Linked DNA regions of Homo sapiens: region 2 is linked to region 1. A link is a loop called in an ENCODE intact Hi-C map of the cell type or tissue named here. Cell type or tissue: heart left ventricle. All regions are shown on one strand. Each heading gives the region's core, and the rest is flanking DNA. Links, peaks and the distances in the headings are about the cores only.

The links. Hi-C counts contacts between places; a loop is a spot of excess contacts. Peaks named below come from ENCODE experiments on the same cell type or tissue, not always from the same donor. Only the 100,000 strongest peaks of a DNase experiment are listed, where the experiment ranks them.
Region 2: a loop joins it to region 1, with 2.8 times the contacts of the local background. A loop is called at or near these places in 42 of 110 quality-filtered maps.

What each region holds. Positions count from the first base shown.
Region 1 is chr20:23,033,322-23,036,226 of GRCh38, forward strand. SSTR4 (somatostatin receptor 4) reads left to right here and starts at 1,991. Exons shown (of 1, transcript NM_001052.4): 1 at 1,991-2,905. The coding sequence starts at 2,163. RefSeq lists an enhancer at 2,532-2,905. In heart left ventricle, for the core only: no CTCF peak of the experiment used is centred there; DNase peaks (open chromatin) are centred at 1,779 and 2,172; H3K4me3 peaks cover 581 bases; H3K27me3 peaks cover 2,500 bases.
Region 2 is chr20:22,696,349-22,699,253 of GRCh38, forward strand. No RefSeq gene overlaps it. Among named protein-coding and RNA genes, the nearest start is that of LINC01747, 12 kb to the left of the region's middle. In heart left ventricle, for the core only: no CTCF peak of the experiment used is centred there; no DNase peak of the experiment used is centred there.

The DNA of each region.
Region 1 (2,905 bases), core at 308-2,807:
GGAAGCACTAGCTGTTTATCACATAGGGCTAATAACCAATGGGGACAGTCGTGCATGCTTCTCTTCTTACATGCTAGCTTACTATGCTTGGAGGCATACACATGTGTATGGGGAGAGGAGGGCAGAATCGGGGAGCATTAGGAGAAAAACCTAAAGTAGGCACAGGAAAGATTCCAGGGGCTCACACATGAGGCAGGACAAGAAGAAATACTTTCTCAGGAAAGGGAAGGGGCCGAGTGTTCAATGGGCAGAGAGGACAGCAGAAGAGAGGAGACCAGGAAGACAAGATAGCCCCCAGCACTTCCACACTAAGCCCTGGAAAGGCTATCTGCAGAGGAGCCACCTAAGGGTCTTCCCAAGACCAGGGTTAAAGGGAAAAGCCCCTAAACTCCTCTTCCCTCCCAAATCTGAGGTTGCTCTTGTTCCCTTCCACCAAAGGATGGCACCAAGTAGAATGACAAAGGTGCCATCTCCTTCCTCTTTCTCAGGGAAGGGTCTCTCTCTTAAGGACAAAGATGTGAAAGGTCTCTCTCTTAGGGACAAAAAGGAAAGGACAGACCAACCTACAGAGTGGAGGAGTGCTAGACCAAATCCTCCCAATACATCTATTTGAGTAGCAGAGACTGGAGACAGTGGTTGAGGTCAACTATGGGGCTGCACTGGTGCTGATCATGCCCGTGCTCCCATCCCACACCTGGATAAACAGCAGTGGGCAGCTTCCCCCACCCCCCAGTCTTAGAAAGGCCTCCTCCAGTTGCAACAGGACTCCCTCCTCCCCATCGCTGTCCCAGCCACCCAGCGGAAAGCTGAGACCCCACCCCCCAGGTGGCCAATTTTAGACCCACTAAAGGCCTTTCTGGGCTGTACTGGGGGCTAAAGGGGGCCACCATCCCACAGAGAAGGGGCCAAAGACAGCCAGGATCCTAAAAGTCAGAGCTACTTTAAGAATAACTTTCCCAGGCCAATCCCCAGTTCAGGAACGTTCCTGTGCCCTGTGCCAGCTAGAGGGACTAGGGCTGGAGCCGGCGGCTGCTCCTGGGTGTCCAGTCCAGGAGCCAGTGAACTCACTATCTCTGGAGTTTAGCAGAAGAAGGGTAATTCCAGGCCGGAACCCCTTTCTTTCCCGACCTCTCGACCACAGTCCTCCCCAGGCACATTTTAGTGGCCAGGGATGGAGACCCGCGGATAATGACTGAACCAGGTCACAGGGTGAAGGTTCTGAGATGTCCGGCTCCCGTAGCTTCTGCCAGTTCCCGAGGGAGCTAGCACAGGCTTGGCCTTCTTTGGTGGCATCTCTGCCTCCACCTGTCCGTCTCCATTCCTTGTGCCCATAGCACCTCAGCTGCTCGGACACAGAAGTTAAAAGGTCCGGCATCTGCACTTGTCCAGAGTGGGTTGGGGAGCAGAGAAAGGAGTGGTGAGCTGTGGGGAAAACTGGACATCCTGACAGACCTGAAATTCACCAAGCCGCCAGTGGAAGCCTCAGGTTCCGCCTCTATAAAAGGGACTCAGCCATGTGCAAGGATGGGTCGTCGCGAGGATTAAAGGGCAGGGTGAGGGGATGTCAAGTGCAAGGCAAGTGGTCCAAGCTTCCAGGTGGTCCCTGACCAGTTCCGGGCACATCTTTACCCAAAGGGAGGACTCCGGGACCCCCAGCCCCGCCGCCGCAGACCCCCTGTAGCAAAGCAGGGAACTGGACCTCAAAGGGCTGCTGGGGAAGACGGGATCTGAATAGAGGTCTGAAGGAAAGAAGCCAGGCGGGGGACCCCGGGAGGGCCGGACGGGGCTGGGGGTGCTGTTGACACTGGAGCCGGACTGGAGACCTGGGAACCTGGGGCAGAGTCGGCAGCGGGGAGGGGGCGACCGAGGTGGGAAAACGGGGCGGGGCCGGAGACGACTCCAGGGCTGGGTGAGGCGCTGACCCCCAGGAGCTGGGGTGCCGAGGGGCGCGGGCCACAGCGGTGCGAGCCAGTCGGGCGCCCGCGCGGTGGGGCGCGCGGCGCGGGGATTGGCGGGCGCTCCCCGGTGCCCGCAGCTCTTCAGCGTAGCCGGGAAGAGCCGCGCGTCTGCGCGCCAGCCCCCGCCCTGGGCCCGCCGCCCGAGCTCTCTGGCGCAGCGCTAGCTCCGCCGCGCTCAGCTGCCCTGCGCCGGCACCCCTGGTCATGAGCGCCCCCTCGACGCTGCCCCCCGGGGGCGAGGAAGGGCTGGGGACGGCCTGGCCCTCTGCAGCCAATGCCAGTAGCGCTCCGGCGGAGGCGGAGGAGGCGGTGGCGGGGCCCGGGGACGCGCGGGCGGCGGGCATGGTCGCTATCCAGTGCATCTACGCGCTGGTGTGCCTGGTGGGGCTGGTGGGCAACGCCCTGGTCATCTTCGTGATCCTTCGCTACGCCAAGATGAAGACGGCTACCAACATCTACCTGCTCAACCTGGCCGTAGCCGACGAGCTCTTCATGCTGAGCGTGCCCTTCGTGGCCTCGTCGGCCGCCCTGCGCCACTGGCCCTTCGGCTCCGTGCTGTGCCGCGCGGTGCTCAGCGTCGACGGCCTCAACATGTTCACCAGCGTCTTCTGTCTCACCGTGCTCAGCGTGGACCGCTACGTGGCCGTGGTGCACCCTCTGCGCGCGGCGACCTACCGGCGGCCCAGCGTGGCCAAGCTCATCAACCTGGGCGTGTGGCTGGCATCCCTGTTGGTCACTCTCCCCATCGCCATCTTCGCAGACACCAGACCGGCTCGCGGCGGCCAGGCCGTGGCCTGCAACCTGCAGTGGCCACACCCGGCCTGGTCGGCAGTCTTCGTGGTCTACACTTTCCTGCTGGGCTTCCTGCTGCCCGTGCTGGCCATTGGCCTGTGCTACCTGCTCATCGTGGGCAAGATGCGCGCCGTGGCCCTGCGCGCTGGCTGGCA
Region 2 (2,905 bases), core at 172-2,671, 340 kb before region 1:
AGCCTTGCCCACTTGCCTCACACTCAAGTATGCTCTGCTGAAGACCTATAGAGGACTCTGGGCCCTCTGTGGCCGTCTGTGGATCTCTGCAGCCCTCTCCGGCCCTCTGCAGCTCCACGAGGCCCTCTGTGGCCCTCTGCAGTCCTCTGTAACCCTCTGTGACTCTCTGTGGCCCTCTGTGTCTCTCTGTGGCCCTCTAGCTCTCTGTGCCTCTTTCAGTCTTCTAGAGTTCTCTATCTATGCAGTGGACCTCTCTGGGATTCTACCGCTGTAGCCTCCCCAGATTCCCAGCTCCATCTTCTAAACTCAGGGAGATCACTGGGTCCTGTACATATGTGTACACACACACACACACACAGAGAGAGAGAGAGAGAGAGAGAGAACCAGTTATTTAGTTCTTTAAGATGGGAGGGTAGCTCTGATTCCTGTTACTCCATCTTTGTTGGAAGCAGAAATCCTCCTTTCTACTATTCCTCACCCCCACTTTCCCAGCTCCAATCTCGTGGTCAGTCACTATCAACACCACCTTGCTCCTCTCTCCTCCTAGCTTGGCAACCCACAACCCTGGTGAAATCAAATCTGCCTACTCCTTGCCTACTTTGGTGCAGCTGAACATGCCTGCAGGGAAGCACACACCACGGCCGCATGTCTGGCTTCAACTTCATGGCTGTGAAAACCTGAGGCCCTTCATGCTGCCTGGCAGTGCCGTTGCATGTCCCTCCTCTCTCATGTTCTCTAAATGGCCATGTCACACCTTCTCTTCTCTTCTCTTCTCTTCTCTTCTCTTCTCTTCTCTTCTCTTCTCTTCTCTTCTCTTCTCTTCTCTTCTCTTCTCAATTCCCCATATCTCTTACCCCATTCTCTCTCTCAGCTTCTACCTTTACTGGAAAAATTTAAGTAACCAGATAAGTTCCAAAGACAGTCACTGCCACCTTTACTCATCCACCTTTCTTTGCACCTTCACTTCTGCCTTCTTGCCTCTTTCGCAAAGTAACACCACCTTTCTCTCTAGTGCACGAGGTCTCAGCTTTGTTAGGGATTCTACCCTCTCTCTCCTACGTTGCCAGCTGTTGGCTTTGTATTGGATCATTCCCATCACTCAACAAGCTTATATAATTTCTCTCATCTGAAGATCACTCTCATGACCCTTCTTCCTCCAGCTTATGTACATTTCTTTGCTTTCCATTTGAGACAAAACTCTGAAAGATGTCACTTGCTGTCATTAATTCATTGCTTCCCACTTTCTTTTGATTCCACTCTCATCAGACTAGAATCCTTGAACTCAACTAACTGCTCTTGTCAAGATCACCTTGACCTCCATGTTGCTGAAGCCAAAGGTCCATTCTCAGTCCTCATCCGATTTGACCCTTCAGCAGCATTGGAAAAGATTTATTGAGTGCTTCCAACTCCTTGAAACATTTTCTGCATTTGGCTTCTAGGACACCACACACTGCTTTGTTTTCTCTGTCACCTTTGCCAGTTTCTCCTTTGTCCATGACCTTGTAATGTCAGCTCTTTGTCTTCTTTTTAAAGACACTCCCCTTTGATGACCCCATTTTGTCTCATAGCTTTAAATACCATTGGTATGCTATAACTTCCATGTTTATATTTTTAACCTAAATCTTTTCCTAAATTCCAGATTTATATACCCAACTGCCTACTCAACCTTTCCACTTGGATGCCTAAGCACATCTCAAGGTGATCATAGCTAACACAGAACTCTTGGGTTTTAGCCTGAGCCTGTTCCACTGCCACCTTTCCATGCCAGTTAATAGAAACTCCACCATCCCAACAGCCCAGGGAACATCTTGGTGGCATTCTCAACCTCACTTTTTCACTTATCTCTACATCAAACCTGTTATAAAACCCATTGGCTCTATCTTCAGAATACTGAGAACCTGACCAATTCTCACTATCTTTTCTGCTACTACCCTGGTCTAAATACCATCATCTAATTTTTGTTTTCTTGTTTCTGTCCCTGTTTCCTTGTAATCTATTCCCAGCATGGCAGCCAGGTTTAAGTAATCCTTAGAATACTTGAGTAACCTGATATCAGTGCTGTGCTAATAACCTTCAGGGCCTCCGTTTTATTCAGAATAAAAGTTTTATTCTGAATAAAACTCCTTGCCGTGGCCTGGAAGTCCCACAGATGTGGGTCCTGCTGCTTCCTGACATCAGCTCCTGGGATATTTCCTTTTGCTCATTTTGTTGCAGCCACGCTGGCCACTGTAATCTCTGAAATGTGAACACTCTTCCTCCATATGTCAGTTTGACTCACTCCTGCACTTCCTCCGAGTCTTTCCCAAATGCCACCTTTCCAATGAGGCCTCCCTGAGCACTTCGTTTAATTCTGTAACTGCCCCACCCTCTCTGCTCTGACTCAATTCTGCTGTACTCTTTACCATTTCCTAGATAATTTACTCACTTATTACTCTGTTTTACCTGTTTCCAACTGCTAGGATGCAACCAAGTTCAAGGAGGGCCAGCATTGTTTTGTTCATTGATGTTTTCAAGTACCCAGAACAGTGTCAGCACATGTGAATCTTTAATAAATATCTGTTAAATAGAAATTGACTTTCACAATTCTCTTGTCTAAGTTTGTGTGCTTTTTTCATCTGTCATGGAATTTCCTGCTGTTCATTTTAATCTGATCTGACCTGGATAAAAATATCAAAGTGAGGAGGCAGAGAATGCTGTTTCAATAGCTTTGGACCATGAACCTATTTTACCTTAAAAATTTTATGCCAAAGAGGCTGGGTTTAAGACCAGGCAGGACAATGTGCTCCTTCTTTGGACAAAGATGTCACAAGTGCCCCCGTCCATTGTGATGACAAGAGTCTCTGCTGTCCTCCTGCAGTGGTGGTAACTGTGCACTGATTTTTCACCTGCTGTCTTCCCTTCAGGC